Linked DNA regions of Homo sapiens: region 2 is linked to region 1. The links are chromatin loops, found by intact Hi-C in ENCODE. Cell type or tissue: IMR-90. All regions are shown on one strand.

Evidence for each region. Hi-C counts contacts between places; a loop is a spot of excess contacts. Peaks named below come from ENCODE experiments on the same cell type or tissue, not always from the same donor. Only the 100,000 strongest peaks of a DNase experiment are listed, where the experiment ranks them.
Region 2: a loop joins it to region 1, with 7 times the contacts of the local background. A loop is called at or near these places in 8 of 110 quality-filtered maps.

Annotation. Positions count from the first base shown.
Region 1 is chr9:75,147,670-75,150,169 of GRCh38, reverse strand. No RefSeq gene overlaps it. Among named protein-coding and RNA genes, the nearest start is that of OSTF1, 60 kb to the right of the region's middle. In IMR-90, no CTCF peak of the experiment used is centred here; a DNase peak (open chromatin) is centred at 1,429; H3K27ac peaks cover 223 bases.
Region 2 is chr9:75,037,924-75,040,423 of GRCh38, reverse strand. No RefSeq gene overlaps it. Among named protein-coding and RNA genes, the nearest start is that of CARNMT1, 11 kb to the right of the region's middle. In IMR-90, no CTCF peak of the experiment used is centred here; a DNase peak (open chromatin) is centred at 1,223; H3K27ac peaks cover 1,655 bases.

The DNA of each region.
Region 1 (2,500 bases):
TAGCGCGTGGGTTCCCCAGACCCGTGTGTCCACCTTCAACCAGTTCCTTCACTTCTTCAAACCTCAGCGTCTCTGTAAAAAGTTGGGGCATTAACATTCCTCGCCTAAGGTTACTGCAAAGATCAAATGACATCATGTCTGTGAAAATGTCTCGCACAGGCACTGGAAGAGTAGACATTTCATAAATGGTAGTTTTATTTAATTTCATGTCATTTTAAGGGAGGGGCAGATGTAAAAGCTTGTTATTGAGAAATAAGGAAACAGAAGCCACAAATTTGTGGTCTGCAATTTTTCCTTCACATGAGAAAACTGTTCACCAAAGCTATATTTGCAAACAGGAATACCAGAATCTTTTACAATATTTCTCCCACTAAAACCTCAACTTTTAGTAATTGGACACTTCAAAGTTTGGCTATACAATCTTTTCCTGCAATATACATATTTACAATATAAAAATCAAGACAAAAAATACACAGTCTGAGTCAATAGGGAAGGCAGATAATCAGATGTAAATGTTAGGTTCCACAGCCTATCAGAAAAGAAATCATCATTTACAAAGATGATAAATATAGTGCTCACAATAAGAAAATTAGTAAATCAGAAACTCTACACAATAAAAAACATTTATGAAGAAGGCTTATGTGGAAAAATTACATTTCCATCTTTAAAATTATCTGCAAATTACCTAAAATTTCGTTTTCAGCATTATTTCCTTTTTTTTTTTTTTTTTTTTTTTTTGAGATGGAGTCTGTCTCCATTGCCCAGGCTGGAGTGCAATGGCGCAATCTTCGTTCACTGCAACCTCCGCCTCCCGGGTTCAAGCGATTCTCCTGCCTTAGCCTCCCAAGTAGTTGGGATTACAGGCACCCGCCACCATGCCCAGCTAGTTTTTTTTTTTTTTTTTTTTTTTCCTAGTAGAGACAGGGTTTCACCATGTTGGCCAGGCTGGTCTCAAACTCCTGACCTCAGGTGATCCTCCCGCCTCGGCCTCCCAAAGTGCTGGGATTACAGGCGTGAGCCACCGTGCCTGGCCTATTTCCAGTTTTTTTTTTTTAAGATTAATAAAATGGAGTCGCCATTGCTTTGTTCAACATTTCCCTTTGAGTAATAACATAATTAATCTACTGAAAAGAGGAGCCATGGGGGCTTATAAAGAAATGCTGTAATACATGTCAGCCCAACAACAACAAAATGTGCAACAGAACAGCCCAGAAAGAAAACTGAAATGGGAACCTCTGATAAGAATTTTTCTTTGCATGAGGCTCCTGGGCCTACAACTAAACAAGTATCGCACTGCCCAAGTAGCTGGAAGGCATTTCCTATTTAAAGGGTGCAATCACTAGAAAGGAGTTCAGGCCACAGTGACTGTCAGCAAGCTCAGATTACAGCAAAACCTCTGAAGTTATTTCCAAAACATAATCAGAGCTCTCCTCTGCACAGTCAGAGCAGTGGCAAATTCCTAGAACTGATTTTTGTTGCTGAGTTCAGCACTAAACAATCTCTGAGAAAGCTCAGATTAGCCAGGCTGAATAAACAAGAAACAAACCAAAAAAATTTCCAGTGGAGTTTCAGCCACAACTAAATGAGTTGTCCTGTTTTACCAAAAATTCATGCACATAGCTAAGCACTCTCCTCATCTTCAAAAAAAAACTATAGTTGTCCAACTTTCTAAAATTCTCTTAAGTTTGATAATGTTAAAAACAATGATAGTGAGACCTCCACTATTCTTTCCCTCAGATATACAAATAATATATCTAAAGCAAGTACATGGTATTTTGATAAAAATTGTCTATAGCCACACAAGCTGTATTATTTCTGCCCATGTTTTAAAAATTAAGAGTCTTTAGTTGAAATCCATCCTAATTACCCCAGCCCAAAGTATAGAAGAACAAAAAGTTACAGGGTTCTCTAAAAGCTTTTTGTTAAGAAACAAGCCCCATTTTAAAGAAAAATCTTAAAGGATCTATAGGAATAGATACAATTTCAGGAAGAATTTCATATCTTCAAGTTTATGTTTAAGAAGAAATACAACTGGTTAAATCAAATTTAATAACGTATTTATTTTAAGAATAAAATGCCCTCTTTTGTTGGTGCCAGAATTTGTGTTCATACTTTGTTGTCACTAGTGGTACAGATTCTCTTCTACTAAAATTTAGTTGAGGGTGTTTGAAAGACCTCAAATGGGCTTCTCTGGGTATCGTTTCTCAAGGCTCCCACAGAGTGAAAAACCAAACAGTCACAGAATAAACTCTTATAGAGGCAGTTATTCATTTCCTGAGCTAACCCACTTCCTTCTTCATACATTTCCTTCTCTTCATCAACGTGTTTTTTGAAATTAGCATTGAAATCATCTTGCAAAATATACTTTTGGACCTAGGGCCGGGATTCTAGGCAAATTCCAATGGCCATGTCATTTTTACATCATCACTGTAGTGATACAAAATTAGAACGCCAAATGAAGTGTCATGTCAGTAGTACAGAAGGCTCCCTGCAATGCTAA
Region 2 (2,500 bases), 110 kb after region 1:
TTTCCCAATGGGCCATAAGTTTACTGAGGGCTTGGACCATGAATTACATTTCTCTTAGTTCTCAAAGCTTAAGAATGTCTCATACTTAAGATGCAGATTGATAAATTCTTAAGATAAGTTACTTTTCTTTAAGAAATCAGTAGTAAGAATCTCAAAAACAAATGAAAACTGGGCAAATTATTGCTAATCAGGACCTAGATATTTAGGTAATTCTGTTCCATCTTCCTGATTTCAAAAGAAACACATCAGGAACGAAGGGAAAAATGATATTTGTTGGGCCTTTGGAGGGGCCCAGTAACAACTGTTTGTTTTAAAATGTAGATGTTATTATTTAGGTATGGTGAGGCCAGCAGATGATGAGATGACTGCCAATGAAGAGACAGCTTGTGACTCACAGTTCCCAAGAGGGAAGGGGCACAACAAGCCACACAGGGCCACACGGGGAAGCACCAGTGTCGGTCAGGAGGCAGAAGAAGCAAGAGGAAACCATGGGCATGAGCCTTTATCATCATTTCTACAGGAAAGAGAAGGGGAGGGGAGGGCAAGGGAGGAGAGGGAAGGGAAGGGGAAGAGAGGGAAGAGGAAGGGAAGGGAAGGGAGGGAAGGAGAGGGGAGGGGCAAGGCAAGGAAGGAGCAAGGCAAGAAAAAAGGCAAGGCAAGGAAGATGTAGGATTGCTTAGTTTTAATAATTTCAGCTGTCTCTGGGGTGTAGGGACTGTCCTGAGTTGCGTGGTACCTGACCCTAGGTTGATTAGGGCAGGGGAAAGTTGGCTTGTGTATAAGAGTTCGATAAAGGAGGTGGTTGGGGGATATGAGTTCTGGACTGTTCAATTTGCCAATGAAAGGCAGAGAGGAGTTGTTGACTATCTCTAGGAACTAGCTAGTCTGGGAAGAGTCAATCTCTCCCTGGCCAGTGAGGCTGCAGATGCCAGGGAATCAAGAATACTGAATATAAGAAGATATCTTTATACACTCCCCTCTTTCCCACTGGGCTCAGAAGAGATTAAACAATAAGACGAAGAAGAAACTGATGGTGGCCAAAATGTCTGCTCAATCACAGGCAATAAAGCTACACTGGAAGAAATATGTTAATGTGAGAGTAAAATGAGCCTCCTAACTCTATCCAGAAATAGTCAGGCTTACTCACATCATGATAGGCAGTACTAAATGAGGACAACTAGGAAGAATTTTATGGAATGAGTAACAGAGAAGAAATTGTGCTTGATATAAGCAAATGTAATCCTAGGAGGAAAAAATAAGGTCAGGGGCTGAGCCAAGCAAGCCTAGTTTATTCTTTCCAGATGTACCAATCAGACGAGTTGCTCTACCTTTCCCAAACAGGATGAGTAAAGAATAGAGGAAGCCAAGGACTGTCGCTTGACTGAACTCCCTTTCTGTGGAAGCCTCAAACATGAGAAAGAAATATCACTGCCCACCCCCCTCCACCAACACCAAGAAACACTGACTTTTCTAGAGATTTTCGGAAGATAAAATCCTGACACATTCCTAGTTATGGTTCCAGCTTCAAGGTTTTACATTTTAAATCCAGAGTTTTAACTAATTGACGTTCAGAAGAAGAGAAATTATTCAACCCACATAGGGGTCCATAGGTGGGTTCCTACACTATAAAATTTAGGGTGAACTTTCAGACTCTCTGGTATGTGGGAAATATCCTGCTATGGCTCTTGGTTGCATACTCTCCTACTTAGACTTTTTTTTGAAAGAGCGAGGGGAAGGGCCAATAGGCCCAGACACTGGGGAACTATCATCTGGCAGATATGTTAGTAATGAATGACCTAGACATGAAATTTGAGGCCTAGAAAGGCCTCAAGGTGGTATGGGAAAACAGGAGAAAGTCATTTACAGTAGCATTCATGTTTACTGTCAACATTTATTCATCTATGTTAGGGTCAGCAAATTATGTCCTATTGGCCAAATTCAATCAGTCACCTGTTTTGTTTTGTGTTTTAAGTTTTATTGGCCGGGCACTATGGCTCATGCCTGTAATTCCAGCACTTTGGGAGGCAGAGGCAAGCAGATCACTTGAGTCTAGGAGTTCAAGACCAACCTTGGCAACCTGGCAAAACCTCATCTTTATAAAAAATACGCAAAATTAGCTGGGCATGGTGGTGCATGCCTGTGGTCCCTGCTACTCAGGAGGCTGAGTAAGAGGATTGCCGGGGCCTGGGAGGTTGAGGCTCCAGTAAGCCAGTGTCACGCCATTGTACTCCAGCCTGGGTAACACAGTGAGACCCTATCTAAAAAAAAAAAAAACTTTTGTTGAAACGCAGTCACATCACTCCTTTTTGTGTTCTTTGTGATTGTTTGCATGCTATAACAGCAGATTTGAGTAGTTGTAAGGGTCTCATGGCCTGCAAAGCTGAAAATATTTGTGCACTGATTCTCTGTAGAACAGTGGTTACCAAGTTTTTGGCATCAGGGACTTGTTTCGTGAAAGACAATTTTTCCACGGACCCCGGGTTGCAGAGGGATGGTTTTG